Linked DNA regions of Mus musculus: regions 1, 2, 3 and 4 are each linked to region 5. The links are chromatin loops, found by intact Hi-C in ENCODE. Cell type or tissue: left cerebral cortex. All regions are shown on one strand. Region 1 holds the start of Adgrb1 (adhesion G protein-coupled receptor B1). Region 2 holds the start of Gm32405 (a long non-coding RNA gene). Region 3 has its middle 56 kb from the start of Gm32405. Region 4 holds the start of Gm6569 (predicted gene 6569). Region 5 has its middle 24 kb from the start of Gm32918.

What was found. Peaks named below come from ENCODE experiments on the same cell type or tissue, not always from the same donor. Only the 100,000 strongest peaks of a DNase experiment are listed, where the experiment ranks them.
Region 1: it touches region 5 in a loop (3-fold over the local background); 4 of 42 quality-filtered maps call a loop at or near these places.
Region 2: it touches region 5 in a loop (10-fold over the local background); 6 of 42 quality-filtered maps call a loop at or near these places.
Region 3: a loop joins it to region 5, with 2.2 times the contacts of the local background. A loop is called at or near these places in 2 of 42 quality-filtered maps.
Region 4: a loop joins it to region 5, with 2.4 times the contacts of the local background. A loop is called at or near these places in 3 of 42 quality-filtered maps.

Annotation. Positions count from the first base shown.
Region 1 is chr15:74,511,611-74,516,610 of GRCm38, reverse strand. Adgrb1 (adhesion G protein-coupled receptor B1) reads right to left here and starts at 415. Exons shown (of 31, transcript NM_174991.3): 1 at 1-415. In left cerebral cortex, CTCF peaks have their summits at 2,107 and 4,574 (motif pointing left); DNase peaks (open chromatin) are centred at 375, 828 and 2,111; H3K4me3 peaks cover 928 bases; H3K27ac peaks cover 1,014 bases.
Region 2 is chr15:73,995,074-74,000,073 of GRCm38, reverse strand. It overlaps Gm32405 (a long non-coding RNA gene), which reads left to right and starts at 64. Exons shown (of 3, transcript XR_384173.3): 1 at 64-314; 2 at 2,506-5,000. In left cerebral cortex, CTCF peaks have their summits at 2,506 and 2,705; DNase peaks (open chromatin) are centred at 178, 1,421 and 2,669; H3K27ac peaks cover 672 bases.
Region 3 is chr15:74,053,972-74,058,971 of GRCm38, reverse strand. No RefSeq gene overlaps it. Among named protein-coding and RNA genes, the nearest start is that of Gm32405, 56 kb to the right of the region's middle. In left cerebral cortex, no CTCF peak of the experiment used is centred here; DNase peaks (open chromatin) are centred at 392, 2,351, 2,838 and 3,069.
Region 4 is chr15:73,830,288-73,835,287 of GRCm38, reverse strand. The region is part of intron 1 of Mroh5 (maestro heat-like repeat family member 5); the gene reads left to right. Gm6569 (predicted gene 6569) reads right to left here and starts at 2,178. Exons shown (of 4, transcript NM_001374241.1): 1 at 961-2,178. In left cerebral cortex, a CTCF peak has its summit at 1,912 (motif pointing left); DNase peaks (open chromatin) are centred at 783 and 1,874.
Region 5 is chr15:74,177,946-74,182,945 of GRCm38, reverse strand. No RefSeq gene overlaps it. Among named protein-coding and RNA genes, the nearest start is that of Gm32918, 24 kb to the left of the region's middle. In left cerebral cortex, a CTCF peak has its summit at 2,760 (motif pointing right); DNase peaks (open chromatin) are centred at 2,784, 3,164 and 3,402.

The DNA of each region.
Region 1 (5,000 bases), 330 kb before region 5:
TGCGGGCTGTGCTGGGCGCGCGGGCCCGGAGGCTGGCCAGGACGCGGCGCGGACGCCTGTGCCGCCGGCTCGCCCGCTCAGCTCGCTCTGCCGGGGCCGCCGCCAACGCCGCGCCCGCCGCCGCCGCCGCCACCACCGCCTGCGCCCGCCGCTCCCTCTCCGGCCGCGCCGCCGCTCCGGTCCTCTCGCCTGCCCGGCTCTTCTCGCCTTTTTTCCCTTCCTGGGGGCGGGGGGGGGGGAGCGGAGCGGAGCCGGGGGCGGGGCGGCGCGGGCAGAAGGAGGAGGAGGCCGAGGACGCGGAGAAGGAGGAGGAGAGAGGCAAGCTGCTCCCCCGCCCGGCTGCCGGCGCTCCCCAATCTCTCGCTCTCTGAAACTGGATCCCGAATCGGGAGCCAGAGACTGCATTACGGATTACATCAGGCTTTATAGAGCTTCCAGATCACACATTAGAGGGGGAGCGCGAGCGGGGGGCGGGTTGGGAGGAGGGGAGCGGGATCACGGAGAAGGAGTGCGACGCTCAGGCGAGCGCACCTAAGACAGCCGACTCCTGCCCCACGCAGCAGGAAAGCCAAGAGTTGGGACTGTGCTCTCCTCCAGGAGCAGGGGAGTGGCTGCATCTGGGTGACAAGTGGTGGACCAACAAACGGATGGTTGGAGAAGAGGAGTTAAGGGCTGTGCACAGACCAATAGGTGTGTGGGTGGTGGAGGCAGGTGAATGTAGGTAGAGGCTGTCGGGAGGGTTGATGGATGGACAGGTAGCCATCAGGGTCAGGGTCGGTGGAATTGCGGAGGCGGGTGAGGGTGAGCAGGACTGGAAGAAAGTGGATTTGGTGGGTGGCACCATGGGGAGGGCTACATAGATGGGTGGGCCACGCAGATGGAAGGATGATGCATGCATAGGTGGATGAGTGGGTGGGTGGGTTGGATGAGTGATGGGTAAAGAGATGGAGTCAGAGGCAGGGACTGGGGCCCTTCCAGGGAGAGCAGGGGTGGGGCACTGAACCACTTCATTTGGGCCTGACCGGTCTAGACTTTCTGTCCTGTGATGCTGAGAGGAGGGGAGCCCGCCAGGGACAGAGTCAAAGGGGGGTGGGTTTTAAAGTGTCCCTGCCTGCCAGTTTCCATCCATGGGTGGAGAGAGACCTCAGTTGCTTTGTCTTCCATCATAAGATCCCTGGTTCCTCCTCTGTTAGGGACCCAAAGGGGTGCCTCTCTCTATAAGGTATGTTCACCCATACATCCCAGGACAACAATGGATGTGACCCAACACATATGTAGGCCACAATGCCATGTTTCAATGTCAAAAGATTTGACACTCTAGGTCTAGGCTGACAACAAGAGTCCTGGAAACCCTGGCCTCAGAAAAGTTGCCTTGTGTTCTTTTCCACCAAGATGCTTCTGCATCAGACCCCTTGCTCCTGTTTCACAATTTGTGATTTGCCCTGAACTCAAAACCTTTTGTACAGGGCCCACTACTTTGCACACTTTAGCAGACCAGTGGCAGTACCATTGCTACCCAAGGACACATGGGGTCCGGATGTTTGCATCTCTCTTCGGAGGCCACTGTCAACAACAATACAAACTCACAGCCACTGTCAGCACTCTCCCTGCCAGGTGTCAGGACCCACACTGCTGTCCTGTAACTCCCACTAAAACATCTTATCAGTTCCATCAACATCACAGTCAACCTACACCTCTCTCTCTCTCTCTCTCTCTCTCTGTGTGTGTGTGTGTGTGTGTGTGTGTGTGTGTGTGTGTGTTGGGAAGCACCTCAAGCCAATTAGATACCCAGGCACTGAACGTGGTACTCTGCATACCAGTTACTCCTGCAAGGCCTCACCTTGCAAGGGTGTCCTGAGGGACCGAGAGCAGGACCACACTAAAGCCCAGACCATCCTATTCGTCAGTACCCTGTTCACTTAGGCTTCTTGAGAAATGCCATTCTTCCCAAGGTATTTGAAATCCCAGAAAGGAGGCGGCATACCTCCCAGGAGACCTCTCACGACCCTCATCTGCTCCTGCTGGGCCTCTGAATCTTCCAGCCCCTGGAGTTTAGTTAGCCCTGCTTTGGCCTTTTTTAGCTGCAGTAACAGCCTGTGGTCACCAGGGGGCCTCTGATATCAGGCCAAGAGACAGCTGAGCAGCAGCGAGGCTGAGTCAGGATCCAAGCACTTTCCACACTTGTTTCTTGCTGATAAGAGAAGACAGCAGAAATCCCTGGCAGGGATCTGGGGATCTGACCTGGAGGCTCTTGGGGCAAGGCTGAGACCTGCTTGGCCTGGGATATCAGGGCAAAAAGGGGATATCCTTCTGAGGATAAGGGGCTAACCGTTCCTCTCCCTGTGTGGGAACTCATTCTTGCCCCTCTGACTGCTGCTCTCTGCAATTTTCCCTCACCCAAGTTTCTGATTCAGAGTCCAGACGGTGCAAGGTAAGACCTCAATGGGATCCCCTTCTATCTTTGCAGACGAGAGCAATGTCAGAGGCAGGGAATGCCACCCTGAAGCAGCCACATGCCAAGTCAACCACAGCCTCAGTTGTCCTGGTCCCCCTGTGAGCCCCCTCCACCAGACACAAGTAACTTGAAACAATTCCTCCAGCCAAATTGTTTCAGGATCCTACAACTTTAAGCCAGGGTGTTTGCCACCAATAGCTGTAGTTTACAGCCAGTAGCTTTTCTCCCAATACCCACACTAGCCTAGATCCACCAGGCACCATTCTATACCCAAATCTGTTTCCTTTCAAGTATACGGTCCTTGCTGAGAAGCCTTGAGTGATCTACTGAGCAAGCCCCAAGTGGCTGGATCCCAACCACGAGTCTCATAAAACCAGAGAGAATGAGACTCTTAGCTTGGTGCCTTCTTAGCGTCAGAAAACAGAATATGGCCACAGTTAAACTCAGCCATGACATTGAACTCACCAACCAGAAACTCTACTCCAACCTAAACTCTGACGCTAGTCGGCCTGAGCCATGATTCTATAATGATCTCATTATGCACTGGAGCAATAATAACACCTCCAGTAAGCTTTGCAGTTAGGGCAGAGTGCTTCCATTCTAAAACTCAGCAGATGCAAGGCCCTCCCCTCCGCCAGCTCCGCCCCGCCCTCCACCAATACCCTAACTCTCACCTAGCTCCCCTCTAATACCACTGCACTGTGAAAATGCCAAGATGGAATGTTGGAGGAACTGATGCTAAGAGCAGGTTTGCCTTAGCTCCCTCGTCAACGAGGCTCTGAATTCTGAGACTCTCCTAGGAAGCCTCATTGGCCTCCTTATGTGGCCCCCGGTGTTTCACAGATACCTCTGCCTCAGCCCAGCCATCAGCCAAGCCATATTTTGCAACCTCCTTGGTCTCGCTGCTCAAGGGACTCTGTTCATGCCTGGGTCCAGAGAAAGATGGTGATAGACCTTCCAGGTTCTATGCCTTGAGGCCATCCAGGGCTAATGGCAGCCAAGACAATCAAGGGGTTCCAGGAGCATTTGCCCAACCACTCTGTTTTTGTGATGCACCTCAGAATTCCTTCATCATCTCTGGTACCACCAATCTACCGCACAGACAGACTGGGGCCTCAAGGGTACTTTGTGGATACCATCCCTACTCAGGGCAAGCAGTTCCCTAGAGGTGATCACCTCACAACCACCATCCCAGGGCTCTGGGCCAGATGTGTGGAGAAAGGAGTCTGGCCTTTGTAGCCCTCTTTCCCATGTCCCCCTTTCCCCCAAATTTCCCTCCTTAGATCCCAAGGTGACGAAGGGCAGAGAAGGCTTGGCCTTTGGGTCCCAGCATCAAGGGAAGCATCTTAAACAGTCCTACTGTGATGGTGGCAGAGCCTGGTGTCCACTCTGTCTGGCTTGCCCCACACGCCACAGTGGCTAGAAACTGGAAATGTCACTTGTGGCCCGAGGATAGAAATTCATTTTTTCTGTCATTAAGTTCATTTAAATGTAAAAAGGCTCCTGTGTCACATAGCTGGTGCCTGCTGTACTAGACTGGTGTTCTGGCTGGGGCTGGGGCTACCATACCCCCTCCTCACAGGCTGCAGGGTAGAGTGCCTGACATTTGTCCTTATCTCTATCAACCCTGTGATTTCAGGTGGCTGAGCAGGAGCATCCCCAACTCTCTTTCCCTTTCCCATCCAGACCACCAGGTAAGGGTACGATACCTTCCTGAGTCCTACAGCCGGCTGGGCTGTGTCCTAGCTTCTCTGTCTTCCGGCCCTGTGAGTTCAGGAGTATTTCTCACTTTATCTGTGCTTTATCTGCTTCATCTGCAAACAACAGCAGTGATGCCTCCCAACCACCCCGTGTGATCTATGACAGACCCAAGTGAGCACATGGGTTCTCTGGTCCAAGTGGGGGTGGGGCCAGGGAGATGCTTCAGATACCCACAGGGCTCTGGTTGGTACACGAAACCTTCCTGTACATCAGAGATTCTGAAATCCGAGGCTCTCCTTCTAGGAAGCCTCACTGGTCTCCTTATGTGGCCCCGGGGTGTTTCACAGATTCTTCTGTCTCAGTCCACCCACCAGCCAGGTCAGATTCTGCAGCCTCCCTGATACGCCTGCCCTCTAGTGACTCAGTACAGACTGCAGAGCTATACCCTTTTGCCTGTCCCTCTAAGCAGCAGACATATCTACAGCCATTGGCCTCAGTCCACTAGCTCTTCTAACCCAACCCAGACTCCCTGGCCCCACTCACCTCCAGAGTCTGGGAACTGTGACTGCCCTTTTGGTTAATGCCCAGCATCGTGGGACACCCCCTTGGGAGACTGGGCCAGCTGTGTGAGTGATCCCTAAACAGGGAAGTGAGCAAAAAGCCCTCCTCCCATCCCAGGGCTCTAGCTTTTTGTGACCCTGGCCCTCAGGAGCTGATCCCGCATGGCCCAAGGATCCTGTGCAGTCTTGCATGGATAATGCCCTCTGCCTTCTCTGTGCAAGACTCAAGAGAAGCCAGGTCTTTCTGCCCCAAGTCCTGGGACAACTGTCTGACCTTATGGATT
Region 2 (5,000 bases), 180 kb after region 5:
AGGATAGTCACCGGAAGAGTGAGGTTTGCTGACAGCAGGAGATGAAGCCAGAGCATTCTCCATACATGTGTCTTGTCTGCTCTGCTGTGAATCCGGTGACGAGCCGACATCTGTGTCCTCTCTTCACAGCTTGGGAGACTCGAGACCAAGGATAGCGTGCTGGTGCTTTGTACAGACGCCACACATGAATGTGAGTTCTCGAGTCTCTTTGAGTACCTCAGCTCCTGGGCCTGACTGCCACACCACGAGTCACCGTGAAAGACAGTGGTTTGAGGAGACTCCTCAGATACTGTGTGAGCCCGGGCACTGCACTGGTGAGGAGAGCTTTGGGTACAGTGATAAGCAGGGCAGGGAAGTGAGGGCAGGCAAACCTGGGACTTCCAAAGGGATTTTGAATGCTAAGAGGGAGTCCTGGGGTTCACTTTATCACCCTGAAAGCTGCATTCTACTGAATGTCACTCAAAGCAGGGCTTGGGCTCACAAAGAACAAGAATTGCACCTGAACATGCCAAGGTCTTCTGTGTGAAAGGGCGCAGAACTGTTGGCCTGAGATAATCTGTGTCCTGTTATCACCCAACCTTGCCCCTGATGGACCCGTTGGAAGTGGTTCTGCCCATTGTGTAAAGACTTGAGGGGAGTGAGATTGCATGGCTATCCATCCCTCCAGGAGATCAGAGCACCTCAGAATCTGTTCCCCCATGCACCCCGTTTCCTCTGCCACCACCTCAGCCTTGTCTTGACTTACTGTTCCCAGCCCTGCTCCTCCCAGGGATCCTAAGGAAGCTACAAAAAAAAAAAAAAAAAAAAAAAAAAACAGAACCTCTCATAGATGCTGAGCACCCCCAGCTTCCTGCCCTGTTTACTCCCACCCCCTCCTACTTGGGGCATCACACACAAATGCACCTTGAGGAGGCATGCCCTCAGTACACTGCTTAGAGCAGGGACCCACCCTAGATCCAGGATTATTGTCCTTGTTGGCCAACCTGATCCAGGAAACGTAGGTACTGAATCCTGCCAGCATCCTGGAGCCTTTCAGTGTGGCCCTTCCCCTGGTTCTGACAGAAGGCACGGCTTCACTGCAATCTTCCTACTCAGAGCCCACAATCTCCATTTGAGGGTTCCTCCCTCTTGGCTGAAGACCCTGCCCAAACACCAACTCACTCCATCAGCCAGCAATAGCTAATGAGACCATCCACATCGAGACACACAGAGGAAATGAACACAATGGGGCAGGCAGGTGGACCAGGTACATCAGACCACGGGTTTCTCAACAATGCAAGGGAGTGTCCACCTTGATCCTTGTTCTAAACAATGAGCCTTGTACAGCCAGAAATCGAATCAGAGGGAAAATGGGCAGGAAGTCCAAAGGGGAGGACAGCTATTGTTCCCAGAAGGAACAATGGTGGTAGCGGAGGTTCGGGGAGGCGGGGCTGGCAGCTGCTGATAGGTTGAGACTGCTTTGTATACACAAAGCCATGATGGCTGAGCCAGGAAGAAGGTGGCAGGGTAGAGCCTTGAGGACTGGATGTAGATGAAGCTAGAAAGAAAAGAGCTGAACAGAGGCCAGATTACCGAAAGCTCTGCTATGAGTAGGGGAGGCAGCAACTCCAGAAGAGCCGTGCCTTAAAATCTAGGCCAAGAGAAGCAAACTCCAAGACTCAGACCCTGAAGCTCATCTTGCTTGGAGTGATCACATGTTTCTACTATATATTGTGTTGGGTAGCCCAGCAGACCTGAGTTCTAGCATTACACCCAGCCAGGCACTTACTTGCAACCCTGCAGGCAGGAGGAGATTCGTCCTCAACCAATCTCTTCAATGTACCCAGAGACCAGTGCCCCACAACCTGCTTTCCCCCCCCCATTTCTTACACCCAGACCCAGCACAGACCTCTATAGACCATGAATCAGGCAGTTGGATGCCAAGGACATGGGCACATCTTGGAACAGGACCAGAGCTACCAGCAGTCCAGTGTCCACTGAGAATCTTCACCCCTGTACTGCCCCTGGGGTGCAGCTTACTCTTACAGAAGCCAAGTAGGAAATCATACTGTCTCTGACTTCAAAAACACTTTGAAAACTGAAAATTACTGCCAAGCTATTAATACAGTTTATCTGTAGGCGCCCCGTGTTGTAGATAAAGCGCTTTGACCTTCCCGGTACCCGGAAAAGATACCGTGGTAAGCCGTTTCCCTGCCAAAACCACAGTTCCCCAGCACTTAATCGTATTCCCAAGGTCAAATATGAGGGGAGGCAAGGCTGGCCTAGGCCACTCTGGACCTGCTGGGGCTCCTGGGGCCCCATCCACCCACTGACACCTGCAGGTCCTCCTAGGAATGATCCTACCCAGCGCCCCTGGCTGAGCCCGCACCTTCCTGGCTTCTTTTTCACAGCCTGGGTAATTGGCATAAGAAGCACAAATACTTTGTTCAAATGCTGGGAAGTGGAAAATTTTCTAATCTGTCAGGCAAAAATCTCCCTTTCTCCTTCTGCTTTTTCTCCCGACAGGAAAAGACTGCATTTGGAGCCCTTCAGATGCAGATGTGTGAAGACTTTGGAAGCGACAACTGGGGGACTATGCGGCTTCTATTGATTGGAAAAACACACAGCCCGGGCCCTTTGCATATCACAAGTAGCATTTTTTTTTTCTGGGTTTGAGCAGGTTTGGAAAGTCAGCCGCGGGGCCTCAGCGCCCCCTGTGAGCCGGAGACAGTATTGCAAAGGAGCAGGGACAGGCAGAGGCTGAGGTGGCTGGCTGGAAGAGGCAGCACCCTGAAGGATAGGTGAAAGGCAGGTGCACTCACTTGGTTTTCATCCATTGGAACGCTTGGGAGAATCAACTCACCTTCTCTGTTGTCAGCAGCTTATGGCCACTCAAACCCTTCTGACCAGGACACATGCCCAACCTCCCAGAACCAATTAGGAAAAACTGTAAACTTGGGGTACAGTCTTGAGCCTCACGAACAAGCTGTGTGATTTGAAGGCCGGGAGACTTCTCGATACACCACCACACCACTCCCACTCCACCTCATGGTAGGTACTAGAACATAAGGGCCAATCCGAGGATGGCCTCACAGACCATCCGAATGCCTTTGCCTGTACCAGCCTCCTTGCATGTGATGGATGGACAGAGCCCCTCCCTGTTGCCTCTGAGTCCCATCAGTGACAGAAAAGGTCACACAACACCAAAGACAAAAGGATGCCCCTTGTGTGAACAGGTATGGCCCCTGCCATCTCCTGGGACCAGGATCCTTTGATGTGAGCTCCTATGTTTGTGGCTCTGCCTGCTTGCATCTGTGGACAAGCAGGAACAGAATCCAGATGTGCCAATCTCCAGGCTGAAAAAAGGGGGGCTCTCTGCAATGGTTCATCCCTGGGGAGATGCAGGAGAGTTCAGGAGCAAAGCAGGTGTCAAAGAGGGTCTGGTCCTTGCTGTCTGAACGTAGGCCCCATCCAGCCCCATCAACTCCTGAACTACTCACTCTCTCCCACCCCATATGTAGAGCTACCAAAGGCCAAGGACACAGAGTTAGGATCTAGACTTGAAGTGATTCCTCTTGACATATCATGTGGACCTGGGCCTACCAGCTGTTCCTTTGGAGAACTAGGTCTCTGGCACTATACCGTGAGACTAACATCAAGGGTGCGTGTGCTGGTAATCGGAGTAGGCATCATGTATCAGCTCTGAAAGATCGGGTATCTGTGTACCTCTCTCTATGCCCTGAGGCATCTCTGGCTCTCTCATGGGGAACTAGGCTGAGAGAGACCACAGCATGCAGGGGTGACACGAGATAGCTAGAGTGCCATTCTCTATGGCTCCATAGCCAGGTATAGCACATTGCCACAGCAGTCTGCCTCCCTTTCTTCCAAGGGGTATTCACAATATTCCCAATTCTTTATCTCCTTCTAAATGGCTTCCCACAGACCAGACAACCAAGGGCATCTCTAGGCTTCTGCTCGTTGACAGAGAACAAGCCTGGGGTGGCAGACATGATGATCAGAGCAGAGCCCCAAATGGATGAGGGGTAACCTGTGGATAACATCTGTGAACAAGGTCAAGGACACCACAATATCAGGATGTGGGAGAGGCACGGAACCCTACCAGACAACGCTTAAAACTAACCTTGCCTCTCCACCCTGAGTCCGGTGGGTGAACCTGACCCAGGATTGGATTGGAGGGTGTGTCACTCAAAAGGCCCTGGAGGAGACAGGAAACCTCAGGGGAGCAGAAACTCCCATCTGGGGGTGGGGAGGAGGAGGCTGGAAGGGCAAGGGGGCTGTAAAGACTCCCAAGTGGAAGGTAGAAGGGGTGAGAGCTTATGTTCTAAGCAGATGTGGTTGTTCCCTGGGCTGTGGCTCTGTGGGAGAGAAGGCATGAGAAATAAATCCAGTGAGACAGCATGAGCATATGGACACACAGCTGGCCAGGCACATCTGGGATGGAGAACTGTGCTGCTCTAGGGGTCTCTAAGGGTCAGTGGGGACCTCCAGGGCAGCTTGGGGGGGTCAGCTTTCAGCTTCATCGGGGGAAGAGATGTTTGTGAGACACTTCCCAGCACTCAGGTCCCGGAAGAGGGACTCACATGGGTCCCAGGACCCCAGCGTCCCAGAAGATACCATCAACATTAGTGGGATAGGAAGGGATGCCCTGGAGAGTCCCACACCTGGAATCAAGTCCATTTTTGCCATTGATACATAGATTATTGGGAATTGGGGCAGAGCCACCGTACCCTTTACTCTGCTGTATCCCCACAGCAGTTAAGCAGATTAGCCTGGGAGAATGAAGACATGCCAGTGTTACAGGCTGGGGACCAGATGTAAGGGGTCTCAGCCATTAGTGAAGTCACAGCCACAGGAAGACAGCTCAGGAGCTCTTACATGCATGGTAACAAGCTGTAACCACGAATCCATGTTCTTCTGTTTGGAACTCAGGTGAGTTCCTAGATTCACATGGAGGACAGGGGGGTCTAAGTACCCTGCCTAATGGAACCAGAGCCCAGGAA
Region 3 (5,000 bases), 120 kb after region 5:
GACACTTACCAAGCCCAGTACAAAAATACTGCTTTGGGGGATGAAAGATCCAAAAGACAACTCTAATGTGTTCTGCAGTGGGAAGTCCTACCTGCCCCCCCCCCCCCCAAGCTCTGGCAGCAGCAGAAAGGTCTGGCAAGCACAGGGCACAGCACGTGGCCGGTCATGAAAATGAAGGAGGGTCATGCAGCAATTCGAGGCAGCTGCCCCTGCATACCTCTGTGAAGCCACCATTTGGTCCATAATGTGATGTTAATTGCTCTCCATGGTGCCTGGTGCTTTGTTAAAAAAATTTTTAATGTTGATTTTTATTGAAAAACAGAAATAGCACAGCATATGCTCCTAGCATCTATGGTGCTAAATGGCGCCCCTTTTGCAGTCCCTCCCGAGAGCCTGCGGGGGCTGTCAACAGGCTGTGATGCAGGAGTTGCTAGCTCTCCTGCTGTGTCCTGAGGGACTCCTGGGAAGTGGCAGGCAGGGGCAGGAGCCTTTGCTGGGAGAGCCTACAACCATGTTTCTTGGCACTGTGATGGCGCAGGGCAAAGATGGACTCTGGACGCTTTAACCTGGAGCCTTGAGCACACATGGTCTATGTCTAGTCAGTACACCATGATGGCCGTGGCTTAGAATGACACATGGAGGATGGGCAGAGGGTGGGGAGACAACCAAAGTGTGGCTGGTTATCCGTGGGCACCAGGCAGACCACACTGAACCTCACAAGCTATGGTGTCAGCAAGGGGAGGTTTGCTGGGTCCTGTGGGGATACTAGACTGAAGGAACAATTCCTTAGTGACTTTCACTGCATCTCACATGTGACAAGGGCATGTGGGGAATTCTGCATGGCTATGTTCAATCTCATGCGTGTGTCCTCGGGGACCCTGTTTGAATGGGCCGGGCAGGGACTCTGGGCAGAGGTGAGGGGTGGAGACTGTTGGGCACAGTTGTTTCCTATACTCTTCTGGGACTTTCCTAAGTTTTAACATGTGACTCTGACTCCCACTCTACCTACAGAGCCTTAGTCGGCTCCAAGCTTCAGACTCTGGTCCCCAGGGATCATTCCTTTGTCTCCAGTCCATGATCTTTAAGAAGCCCTGGGAAGTAGGCCTGGTCTGGGCACATCTACCCACTCTGCCTGCATCCTTGTCCCCCTCCCCCAACTCCCTGTTCACAGATTGGCTCATTTTGGTACATCAGCCCTGCAGTATCCCAGTTCACCCAACCCTTCAGTGCTCAAAAAGGCTCCTCTCCCTTCCCAGTGGTCCCTTTGCCCCCTCCCCTCTCCCTTCCCAGAGGTCCTCTGTGCAGCCTGGGCTAACCAGGCCAGCCAGAGCAGGCTAGGTGATCTTTGTCAGCCAGACTTCTTAGGGTCACCTGACATATGTTCAGCTGCCTCAGGGAAGTCCTGTTTGCTTAATAGAGCAAAATCTAAGAATTAAATCAAAGGTCCTCTCTTAACATACACGGCCCTTTGTAAGCCCCACCCTACCCCCACTAATTCCTCTCAAGGTTGGTGCTCTGCATTCAGAGTAGCAGTCCCCTGTGCTGCCCCTCCCCTCTCCCAGCCTCAGAGAAAGCCAGAGCCCTGATGCCCTCCCTCCCTGTGCCCCTCCCCTGCCAATCTACAGCTCCTGCAAAAAGCCCAAGGTTGATCCCATCACTCAAAGCCTTCAGAACTGTAATGTGGTTCGGCCCCCTGCTTGCCTTCTGTGCTGTGGCACACACCTTCAGTGTCCTACCACCTCTCTTCCCCAGATGCCCAAGGGAGGATGGTCTTACCTAAGTCTGACTCTCCAGCTGGAGCTCCCCCCCCCCTCCTCCACTCAGGATGGTGGAGCAGGGTGCACTCGCTCTGTCTCTCTGTCTCTGTCTCTATGCCTGTCTCTCTGTCTCTATGCCTGTCTCTCTGACTCTATCTCTATTTGTGTCTCTGTGCCTCTGTCTCTCTCTGTGTGTCTCTGTCTCTCTGTCTGCCTCTCTGTCTCAACCTGTCTCTGTCTTTGTCTCTGTCTATCTCTGTCTTTCTGCCTCTGTGTCTCTCTTTCTCTGTCTCTAATTGTCTCTGTGTCTCTCTGTCTCTCTCTGTCTCTAATGGTCTCTCTGTCCCCTCCTCCTCCCCCTCTCTCTCCCTCTCTCATGTGTCCCCTCTCCCAGTGGTGCTTGAAGCTCACTTAGGCTCAGTCAACCTCTGGGAAACGTGTGATTAGTTGAATGTGTGGATTGACACTCATGAAGCCCTCGGAGCCTCTGCTCACCCACCCGGTGATGAGCACTTGGCAGAGGAGTCACAGGAAGGAACCTTTATCTTACATGGCCATGTGTGGGGCATCCTCTGTATATGGCTTCTATTCCACTCCACCCACACACAGCAATGCAGACTCAGCTTTCCAGAGCGCTGGGCGTTCAGCCTTGTGAAGTGCAGAACTCTGTGTTGCCCAAATATTCCCATCCATCCAGCCCTTCACATAAATGTCAACCTCAAGATGATACCTTGACTGCCCATTAGACTGCCCACTGAGGTAGTGGAACATTTTACCCAGTCCACACACAATTATGTTTCCGTAGCTAGCTGGCACCCTCAGGCCAGGTGAGCTGTGCAAGCCACATCACTCTCTGGATGACCTTCCTCCTACTCCTGAAAAAATGAACTCAGGTGCCTCCCCTGAAGGCACCTGCAGCTCTGGCAGGCACCAGGTGAAGCCCTTGGTTCCATGCACCTTTTTTTCCCACTTCTTACTGCAGAAGGTGCTAATTCTGACGGGCTTGACAGCTGAGCCGGGAAACCAAGCCTGCAAGGGTTGTAAATATGCCAGGCGGCTCCCTGTGCTGTACGGAGCCCCGTTGCTGCCTCCCTCCTTCAAACCCTTCCCTGGGCCAGATGCAGCCATAAAACATCAGCCCACATGAGAGCCGAGAGCCAGACTCATTTGCATCTCAACCCTTTTGGGGTGACCGTGACCTAGGCAAGCCTGGCTGTCCAGACTCACCCGGTGTCCTTGGCACGCAGAAGTGGACCAGCTGGGGAGCTCAGGTTGAGGACTTGGGGTGAGGAAAGCCCAGGAGTGCCTTGGCAAGATGGGAATATGCAACTTCAGCAGAAGTGCCAGCCTGCCTGGGGATGCCCCACATGGAGCGGGTGGAGGAGCAGAGTTCACAGCCAATGAATGAGTCTACAGAGTCCCACACCGAGTCACAGCCCAGGGAGAGATTGAAGGGCTTCATTTAATTGGAAACACCTGCTCTTCCATCTCAGCCTGCCTCAGAGAGGGAATTAGAGAGCCTAGTGCCAGGGTACATCTTAAGCGGCTCTTCCCTGGAGCTAGAGCCATCCACACTGCTCCCCAGACAAGACATGTCACCTGGAGGAGAGGAGAGGAAAGGACAGCCCTTCGGTCTCTGAAGGGCTCTTCTGTTCACAAAGGGCATCCTCCCTGCAGAGTGAGGTCCAGCCCTGGACAGAATCTACCAGCAGCAAGCAGAGTGTCTGGAGGCAGGAGACCCGGGCTGGGGAGCAAGCCAGCAGAAGGCTATGTGCCTTCAAGCCCATCTCTGGCACCCAAAGGTCAGAGCCAGTGCCCAGCTCAGCATGACATTGGCTTCCTTTGCCATGCCCAGGATGGGTGCTGAGTGGTAGCCAAAGCCTCTCTCCTTTCCAAACTTACTCCAACTAGCAGGCCTGAGGCAGCTCCTGTGTCAAAGCCATTACCCTTGCCAAAGTCCAGGCTGGAGTGAGTACTCAACACCCAACCCACTGACCTCACTAACAAATACTCTGTTTTCCCTTGATCTGGTAAGGTGCTTATAGGACAGGAAAGATCATAGCCTTCAGGGTAGACCTAACTACTGCTATTGGCAAAGTCTGGACCTGGTTCTGTGGCTCAGGTCTGCTATTAGCCCCACACCAGGGGCCCCCGCAGAATGCACACAGCTTTCCCTCATTTCTCAAGGACACTGTGGGACCAGCAGGTAGCATTAATATCTTTGGCCAGATTTCCCCTATTCTCAAAGTTGCCCACCACAAGAAGTATAGTCCTCCAGATTGAACACCCAAGCTCTGGCTGAGAGTCTGAGAGCTGCCTAATAGCTCTCTGTAATCTTCTATGGGGTCTGTGGTCTGCCTGGATGGTCTTCCCCACCATCCCTACACCTGGCTAAGGGCCAGCTGGCTACATGCCCAGAGAGTCTCAACACCACTGCCATCCAGGGTAGGTCCCCAGTCCTGTCCACACCATGCTTTCACTGACTGCCCTCATAATAGAAGGGGGCTGGAGTTGGTTACAGCAGAATCAGTTGGGTCTGGCTTTGTCTTCCCATTCAGGAATACCTTCAGGTGAGCGTGGGTGTGGTAGGGTGTGTGCTTCCCCGTTTCCAGTGCCAGGAGGCATCTGGGACATAGCCGTTCACCTCTGGAAAAATCAGAGGTAACATGGGGACATCAGATCTGAGACACTGTAAGTGTGTGTAGGCTAGGTCTAGGCCACTTGGGTCTGAGCACAGGATGAGTGTGAACTTTGTTACCAGACACAGGAAGTCTGTGTCCTTAGTATGAGAGTAAGTCCCTGGGGGAGACCTCCTTACATACCAGGTGCCATCAGGATAGGAAGCTCCCAGGACTAAGAGCTGGTAGAGGCTGAAGGCTTCAGGCCTTCTGGGAACAAATGTAAAAGTCAAATCAACAGTTGTAAATTTGGGGACAACTGCCAGAAAAGGGCTTCCACATGTTATCCAGCAGCTATTGGTGACCAGGATGGGGATAGATACAACACAAGTTCAATAGGATGCAAGCCTTGACTCTGAGGCACTCCCAGGACATGTCTGAAGCCTGAGTCCTTCTCTGCCATTCTGGGCTTGGGTTCAGCTCTAGGAAAGAGTTCCAGAGATGGGAGGGGGAGCCTCACCAGAAAGCCTGACCTCCATCCATTGCTTCCCTCCCTCTCAGAGTTAACTGAGGCAAGCTTCCAGCATAATGGTGCCACATGAGTTGAGGAGACCAGCACCTGGCC
Region 4 (5,000 bases), 350 kb after region 5:
GTGCCATCTTGTCCTTCTGGTCTGCTCTGTACCTCTGATCCCACAGAGCCTTCAAGGGAAGTCACCTGTCTGAATCAGTCCCTCCCTTGACTTCTGTGGCCTCATGCATCCTGGGATGGAGCATGTCTTGCTCTAGGCAGCCCATACTAAGACCACTCCCTTTCAATTCCATTCAGTCATAGTAAAAGGGCTAAAGTCCCTTACAGTCCCCAAACAGCCACAGCCAAGTTGTTGGTCCCCTGACCTCCCTAAGTCTTAGAGAATGCTGGTTCCTGGCTACCCACAACACCCACCCCAACAGAGCTTTAGTTCTATGTCCCATGCACATCAGCTTACACCCTCACCGCCACATCAATGTGCCACTCTGCCCATCTCCCAAAGTCTTGGACCAGTAGCCCTCATCCTTCACTGACCTGGCCAGCCACCATTCCCGGTGACTGGGAGTCAACTGTGTGATAGGAATGAGATCAGCCATATTGCCTGCCATGGTGGCTCTTTTCACTTAATACAATGTCTTTGGAGGCAGCCACACATGCAAGACATCAGCTTTCCTTCTTATTAAAGGCTGGATGGTATCCCCTGGGTGCCTCATCACATACCTCCATCCATTCGGTCATAGATAGAAACAGGCCGCTCCCACACCCTGGCCTTGTGGAGGTGACTGTGGACAAGGCGTGAGAGACACATCCTGAGATTCTAATCTTGATGGCTTTGGATGTGTGCCCAGAAGGGTGATTACGAGATCTTATGGCAGCGCTATTTTTAATTTTCTGAGGAACCTCCGAACTGTTTTCTTCACTGGCTGCAACCCTGTCACACTTCACCCACCAGGCAGGAGCATTCCCCTCCCCCGACACCCCTGAGTCTTGCTTTTCAGTAGTCTGTCCTGACAGGTAAGAACGGACAGCTTGCCATGGGTGGCTCTGACCGCACAGCCTAGGTTTCTAGTGATGGAGTCACCTGTGCGTGAATCTGCCGGTCAGATGTCTGTCCACTCTGGATGACGTCACCCAACTCCTGCCCTGCTTTCATCGGGGTTTCTCTGTTGATGACTTGAGCGTTTTCTTTTACTGTTTGGCTGTAACTCCTTATCATAGAGAAGTGATTGTCAGTATCTTCCCCTGGCTGGGGTGTGTGCTGGGCAAAGGGGAGGGCTGCCTTCCGTTTCACTATTTCCTCGCTTTGCTGAAGTTTTTTTGCTTGAACACTGTCTTCTCCACCTTCTTCCCCTGGGCTTTTGGTTTCATGGCCAGGGAGGACAATGTCATTTCTCCTGTCCCCTAGGTTTCCTTATAAAAGTCTTGCAGTTAATTCCCAGCCTGACATGAATGTCTCCAGAGGGGCACAGACCCATGCCTGGCTCCTCCGTCAACAATGCAGCTCCTCTGTCCTTCACCCACTGGGCCCAGCACAGTTCATGGGTCTGCCACCCTAGAACTCAGAAACCAAGCCTGGCTTCCCAGAGACCAGGAAGAGCTAGGAAGGTGCACTGTTTCCTTAGGAAGGGGGCAAATTCCAGGGTTCCCGAGTTGCAAAAAAAAAAGAAAAAGAAAAAAGAAAAAACCTGCATCACTGGACACTGAGAGCTGAGAACAGCCAGGGGCTCCCCTGAAGTGGGTCAGGCTCCTCTCCTAGGGGAGCCAGTATGCAAGGGTTTGGTAGTGAAGCCCAAGAGAAAACCACCCACATCTACCCTGAGGAGGTGAGATGCTGGACTCCACCCCACTGCTGGTCCTAGGATAGAGGGAGGTGCTATAGAAGCATCTCACTTCAGAGGCTCCAGGACAGAGTGGCAGGCTCAGTGGAGTCCCCGCCCTCCCATCTCCTCCTCATCCCGCCCCCACTCCAAACCGCAGCCCTCTGATCACAGTCCTGTCTGTGACCACAGCGCCACCTACTGGCTGCATGGGGGGAGCCAGACAGGTGACACATTGAGGCAAGATTGAAAGACTAGCACCCTGGAAAAAGAGGGTGCCACCAGATAGCCTCGTTCCCACACCGGACTTGTTTAGTGGCCTGAGTTTGCATCCTGTTTCTGCCCTAAACAGCAGTGTGACCAATGTATGGTCCTCTCTGAATTTTATTCCAGAACAGAACAGTGGGCACATCTGACCTTGAGAGGCATGAAGAAGTGGCCCCCACTTGACAGGGCACCTATGTCTGGCAGATATTTGGTGGTGCTCACAAGCAGACCAACACAAGCACGGCATAGCCAGGATCACTGCTGAATTCAGGTTCTCCTGCATACCATGGGTGCTTGCCACTCGTACAAAGTCACCATTACAGTTTCCCGCCCACACAGGTATGGTGTACAGCTAAGAAATAGTCTTCGTAGATGGCCTAGTCGGCCATCACTGGAAAGAGAGGCCCATTGGACTTGCAAACTTTATATGCCCCAGTACAGGGGAACACCAGGGCCAAAAAGGGGGAGTGGGTGGGCAGGGGAGTGGGGGTGGGTGGATATGGGGGACTTTTGGTATAGCATTGGAAATGTAAATGAGCTAAATACCTAATAAAAAATGGAAAAAAGAAAGAAAGAAATAGTCTTCGTATAAGGACAATGACATAGCTACAGACCCAGGAAGGAATACGTATGAAGACTTGAGATAATCTGTTTAAGCTTCCTGTGGCTTTATTTAGCAACCAACACACAAAATTCCTAAAATTTCAGGAATCAGAGCCTACTGGGCTGGCTCCCACATACCCTTGGTCAAGGGCCCTAGGCAAAAATGGTTACCAGGGCCCTAGGAGTCACCACACTCAGAAGTCACAGAACCAGCTCTGCTGTGACCTGCCTCGTGAACGGATAGATAAGGAGGTGTCGGCCTCCCTAAACGAACCTAGGGTTTCAACTCTGCCTCTCAGACAGAACACATGGCCTGAGGGCTCATGGGTATCGGGAAGTCTGGACCGACCAGATCAAGGTGTGAACCAGCTCTAAGTCAGCTACGGGACTCTTTCTGGCTGCAGACAGTACCTTCTTAGAGTGTCCTTGCATGGGGACAGCCCTTGGGCCTCATTCACTTGGTTACCAGCTCTGCCTTTCCTCCTAGGCAGGGAAACTGAGCTAGAGCAGTCATGGGGGCTGCAGATCAAGGTCAAAGCTGCTTATAGCAGACTCTGGAGCCAAGGTGATCAGTCCTCGGTCACCAGGGCCTCAGCTGTGAAGAGCCAGGCCCACAGCCTCCAGCCTTCCCCCAGACGAGTGGCCTTTGCAGATGTCGTCCATGCAGTCTCATAGGATGTCAGGGTTGGATTCAGTTCTGCGGTGACCCTAGACACCTGATGGGTCACACCTAGCTGGCTCTTCCATCTTCCACAGGTGCCCCAGCCCCAGCTGAGACTTGTCTTCACAGTTCCATACGAGCAAACCTCAAACCCTCATGGTGTCTGCACACGCTGTCCCTCAGTACTTCCCGGGTCCTCAGCCCAACCTCCCCAGCTGCCCTGCCCCACCCTGAGGCTGGGCTTCCTCCTTTGCCTCCCACACTTTGTGGGTGAAGCTGGGTCCCAGGAATGCCCAAGGCTAAGTAAGCACTGTGACACTCAGCACCATCAGCCAGGACTGGCATTGTTCACATCTCTCAGACTATTAGACTGGGATGGTGGCCACCATTCGGCACCAGAACCAAGAAGCCCCTACCCTGCCCAGACACTATACTGGTGTACTCTTACCCTCTCATCAAGTCTCAGAGCGACCCAGCAGCTTGGTAGATATGCTCCCATTTCACAGGAGTGGAGACTAAGGCCCAGAGAGGTTGAATGAATGACACGGAGCCGTAAGATCAGTAAATGGAAAGGCTGAGTTTGGTGTGGGACACTTTGCCCCACCCTCTACTTAGAGCCTCAGCTGGCCTCAATCCAGGAGCTGTGTCTATGTGGGGATGTTTGCCAGGCATGTCTGTGCAATAGCACCCAGATAGGATAGCATAGCATCTCATGTGTTCAGCTGGAGCCCTCAAGAGCAGTCACAGCCCCAGCCTAGGCTCTTCTGTCACCACAGGGTCCTGGACTCCTATTACAGATGGTCCACTCATACACAAGTCACAGAGAATGCCAGAGGTGTGAGGAACCAAGAGATAGACATGAAGCAGCCTGACTGGGGACACACATCCTCAATGCATGTGTAGACCCAAGCACATATCCCCAGCCTACCATCCTCAGAACAGTGCTGGCACCACAGCACTGTCTCTAGAAGGGTGCTGTGGACACTGGAGCCATTATGACCTCAGGGTGAGGTCAGGGCCAGCCAGGACAGCGCTAGCCTGTTGGTAAGGATAGAGCTGCAACTGGGACCTGTGGGTGGCCTGCTCTGGATCTCAACATGAATGGGCAGCATTCTGACAGGTCCCACAGCCGCAGCTCAATTGATAAGCCCTCATCAGCCATGTCCCACAACTCCAGGTCAGTTCAGTCCTGGAAGACATGGGGGAGCCAGAGGCCACCCAGCCCGCAGGCGCCTGGCTTCTTCACCTTCCAGGGCAGCAACACACCATCTTGGAGGGTGCATCCTGGGGTGGCCATGATAGGGCCTAGGGGTATCATCTCCAAGAGCAGGCTAAGGGGGACTTAGGGTGGGTCCTGGGCTGTTGCTGCCCTCAGTGTGATAGGAGGAGGGAAAATTGCCAGGAGAGGAGGGGACAGAAACTGCTCATGAGGACCAGAGATAAAGATGGGCAAGGGTCACAACATGGCGTGAGCCGGCAAATGGACAGCTGGACAGACAGGGATGGACTGCTGCCTACTTCCGTGTCAGCTTCTTCAGGGCAGAATGGGAAGGAAGGACGCAATAGCTTGTGTTTCTACAGACTTGACCCCAAGAAGAGGAGATACTGCTGTTCACTCATCACACACACACACAGACCTACACACATGTGTACAGGCATACCCACACACATACACATATATGTACATCCATGTGTGTGTGTGTGTGTGTGTATACATATACATACACATATATACACACACATATACACACATGTATATATACATACACATGC
Region 5 (5,000 bases):
CTCTCTGGATTTCTTCTTTGATGCGTGAGTTATTTACCAATATGTTGTTTGTATTTAAAGCATTTAGGGCCTTTCTGGGGATCATATTGCTATTGATTTCTGATTTAAGTTTATTGCAGTTACCGAACGCACCATGTATCACATCTTTGTCCACTGGTGCAGGTAGAACAAACCACCTGAGACTGGGTAGTGCCTAAGCAAACCATCTCTCACATCTGGAGGTTGTAAGGTCCATGTCAGCAGAGACCGCATCTTCCTGAGGAGAGAGTCAGTAGCCTCATGTAGTGGAAGGCACAAGACCATTCCCAGGAGAGTGAGAGGCCCCAATCCCAGTGACAGATTCTGTTTCAAAAGCCAAGCTGTAAAGTTCCTAAAAGAACAGCTCAAGGTTGACCCCTGATCTCTTTGCACACTTTTGTGTGTGTGCACATCCTCATGTGATCACACACACATAAGTATCCAAACAGTAATGAGCCATTCTGGGTATAACACTGCTCTGTAATCTTAAGGTGTGTGTTTCTAATGGACCCAGCACTCTGGCAAGTCTCTGGTTTGTTGTTGCTCCTGTGACACACCCAACCAAGCCTGTGTCTCAAAACTCTTTTGGGGCTTAAATGATCCTGTCACAGGAGTCACATATTAAATATCCTGCATATCAGATGTTATGATTTATAGCAATAGCAAAATTAGTTATGAAATAGCAATGACAATAATTTCATGGTTGGGGGTGTCATCACAACATGAAGAGCTATATTAAAGGGTTGCAGCATCAGGAAAGTTGAGAACCACTGCTCTGGCTGCTTTCGAGGCCCCACCTCTCAATGCTATCCTCTGAGCCCAAAGGTTCCAGGCACTTGCGTTCAAGCCATCACGGGTGACCATGTCAAGGTCAGGTGTAAGTAGTCCAGAAGGTAGTCTATAATGTGACTGTCCCACATGCATGCCAAAAGAATGTGTTGTGTAAATGACACGTGTCAATCATGTCTCTTCTGCATCCTTGCGATCCCTCCACGTGTTCTGAGAGCAATGGGAGGAGAGTTTTCCATGGGACCCCCCTCCTTTTGTTTTTGGGGATGTTTGCTTCACACACTGTGGTTTTTGTTAGATGCAGAGACATCCAGGATTGCCAAGGTTTCCTCATAAGATGATCCTTTATCCCTTTAAAACTCATTTTTAAGTACCTGGCACTATTCTCTGTTTGGAAGCCACTTCATCTGATATTGTTTCTGTAACAGACTTTTCTTGGTGGAATGTTGAGTCTGGGAGATTGTCCCTTAAGGTTCTGCTATCCCACATGGTTCCTGTAAGCAGTGTGTAGCATTCTGAGCCTTTATCCTTTCTTTCTTTGAGATGTGAATAAGATTTAAATTAAAAGTAACTAGGACTGGTAAAAATGACTCAGGGTGTGAAAGTACATGCCCTGCAGACCTGGTGACCTAAATTTGATCCCTGGAAGCCATATTACAGTGGTTCTCAACCTTCCTGATACTGAGACCCCTTTAATACAGTTCCTCATGTTGTGGTGGCCCCACAATTATAAAATGATTTCTGTTGCTACTTTATAGCTGTAATTTTGCTATTGTTGTGAATCATAATGTTTTCTGATATCTGTGTTTTCTAATGGTCTTAGGGGACCCTTGAGAAAGCCTCATTCATCCCCTCAAAGGGGTCTTGGTCCACAGCTTGAGAACCGGTATCATAGTGGAAGGAGAGACTTCACATTGCAGAGTTGTCCTCTGAGCACCCAGCATATACCATGGCATGTACACACACACACACACACACACACACACGCACACGCACACGCACACGCACACGCACGCACACACACATGTACATGCACATGTATGAGATTGTGCACATATACATGTATGTGCATATACACATGCACACACATGGACTCACACACATATGTATAAGCATACTAAATAAAATGAAGATAAATGTTAATTATCAATAATACTTAATTTAATGCTATGGTTCATTTTGGCTTCTATTCATCCTGCTAATAAATTTGTTTGTGGTTTGCTCTGCTCTTTTCTGCTTTCATGGATATGGTGGTTTCCAGCTGGGGAATTTTCAGCTTTGGGTCCTCCACATCTGTATCATGACTCTGCCTGATCAGTCTTTCTTCTCTGCCTTGGTATAGACACAGTCACACCATTCAATGTCTTTGTGTGTTGCTGCTAATAGCTCTGTCATGCCTTCATGTGTGTGTGTGTGTGTGTGTGTGTGTGTGTGTGTGTGTGTGTGTGTGTTTCGTTCAGAATAAAGTGATTTTTAATTTATAGCATGCTGGAGACTTCTTGGTTTTCTACAGACATCCTTGAGCTTTGCTATGGGACCCACAGGTGAGTTACATAGACACAGTGGACCCTTCCACATCTTCTCTGAAGTCTGGTGAATCGAGGCCACCATGAGTCTAAAGAACATGAAGCGCCATGCCAGGACAAGGTGAGGCCCTCTGGACCCTTCAGAACTTGAAGTTTGAAGTCTTATTGTGGAGAGGGGAAGCTCTTGTGACAAGTTGCCTGCAGGAATCTGAGGGGTCAAGCTGTGGTCCTTAGGGCAATCCTTTCTCTAGCCCTGTCTATTTCTTCACCATGTCCCGTTACAGTCCTCTTATTCTGTGTGTGTCAGAACCCCTGTGGTAGTAAGTGTTGTCAACTTGAGGGAGTTTAAACCTGGGAGCCTGGCTTCTGGGCATGCCTCTCAGAGGATTGTCTTAAGGATGGTGATGGAGGTAAGAAGATTCCCACCCTGTAGGTGGCACTGTTCCGTGGCTGGGTTCCTGAACTGTGTAAATAAAAAGTATTTGCAGCAGCGGTAGCTGCGTTCTGAGAAGCTGCTTCAGGCACCTGCCTGGATCTTCCTGCCATGCTGGACAGTGTCTTGAACCGTGAGCATAAACAAGCCCTCCCCCTCAACAAAGAAGGTAATTATAGCAACCGGACAAGAAACCAAAAAAATCATACTGAATTGTTATTCATGCTTTAAAAGTATCGGGTTATTTTAAAAATACCATACTGTAGAATAAAATGCATACAGAAAAAAAAATCACATAAAGCAAATGTGTGGTTAACACATTTTTCTCCGGCAAACATGGATTCGAGAAAGAGAGCTTGCTCATCCAGGAATGAGCCCTGCACCAGCCGCTCCCTTCACTCATGCAAGCAAGCATCAGCCTGATGCCTGATGTATCTACAGGCCTGGTTTTATCATTTAAATGTGAATTCCTGGACACTGCAGCTTAGTCCTGCGTGATTTTTGAAAATCTGACATGTCTTTTCAGTTTTCTCCACCCTGTAAACTCTTCTCTGATTTCTTTCCTCGCTCAGCCATTATCTGCAGGGAAGCCTGGCGCCTCCGACTCATATCCTCCCTCCAGGCTGGATGGTGCCGATAGCATTCTCTACACCCGCCTCTCCTTTATGCCTTCCTGAACATTGGCAGCAGAGCCAGGGACTGGGTCAGGCCAAGGCTTAAGCCCTCTCTAAAGTCGTTATTTGGTGTCTGGCCAGAAGTTGAGTGTATCTCATTTTGCCATACAAATAGCCCCAGGCTGTCAATGCTTGCAACCTCTCCCTCTCCTTCCCTCTGAGTTGCAAAAGATGCCTTTCTATTTTGTACTTCCTTTTTTTTTTTTTTTTTTTTTTTTTTTTTTTTTTTTTTTTTTTTTTTTTGCTTTCTATTTGTCAACTGGCTTTTCAAGAATTTAAGGGGAAAATCAGTCAGTCACTGCTTGCCCACCGCTTAGCTCTCTGAGCGGTGTCTCTCATTTCTCCTTTGGTGGAAAGAATTTTATCTTTCCTTCCAGTGTGGGAATTCAGATAGTGGATTCTCTGTCCTCATGTTTATGAAAACATTTTTCATTTGACCCTTGATTTTAAAGGCATTGTGTCTGGGTACAGATGTCTGGGCTGAGATTTAAAGATGGCTGGTCTCATTGTCTCCCTGCCCCATTGTTCCTGTGGACAAATGAACTGTGACTTTTGTTTCTGCCGTCCATGGGAAACACCCTTGTCCCTGCTTTTAACGGTGGTACATAGTGGCTTCGCCACTGTGTGCTTTGTGTTTTCCCATTACCTTTCATTTTATTGAATTTCTCTGATCTTAAATTTCACCTATGATTGATGTATATATGTGTGTCTGATGCTTGTGAGGTCACACGTGTGTGGAAGTCAAAGGACAGCTTTAGAGAGTCAGTTCTTCTTCCCATCGTGCATTTCTGGGATGCAGCTTGGGCCGTCAGGCACCTTTGTGCTCCAAGTCACCTCACTGGCCCTATTTTATTGGATTTCTTGGCTTAAAAGATTGGCGTCTTAGACACAGTTGGGAAACTTCTGCTACTGTGCGTTAAAGACAGTTTATCTGCACCCTTTCCTTTGTCTTTTTCAGTTGTGTGTGCGTGTTCGATGGTTCCCTTTGCCCAGACGAGCAGCTCTGCTCTCTCATGTGCTGTCTGATGTTGCATGTCAACTGACACACGCTGGAGTTAGCGCAGAGAAAGGAGCCTCCCTTGAGGAAGTGCCTCCATGAGATCCAGCTATAAGGCATTTTCTCAATAAGTGACCAAGGCGGGGGGGGGGGGGGGGAAGGCCCATTGTGGGTGGTGCCGTCCCTGGGCTGGTAGTCTTGGGTTCTAGAAGAGAGCAATCTGAGCAAGCCAGGGGAAGCAAGCCAGTAACACCCCTCCCCGGCCTCTGCATCAGCTCCTGCTTCCTGACCTGCTTGAGTTCCAGACCTGACTTCCTTTAGTGATGAACAGCAATGTGGAAGTGTAAGCCAAATAAACCCTTTCCTCCCCAACTTGCTTCTTGGTCATGATGTTTGTGCAGGAATAGAAACCCTGACTAAGTCACCTCCTCATCTTGCAACTCTCTGCCTCACTGCATCCCAGAGACTATGGCGCCAGCTGGCAGGGGACTCGTACCTCTGAGAGTATGAGCTAAGCAAACTTCTCCTTTCAAGTTGATCCAGCAGCCATTTTGTCCCAGTGA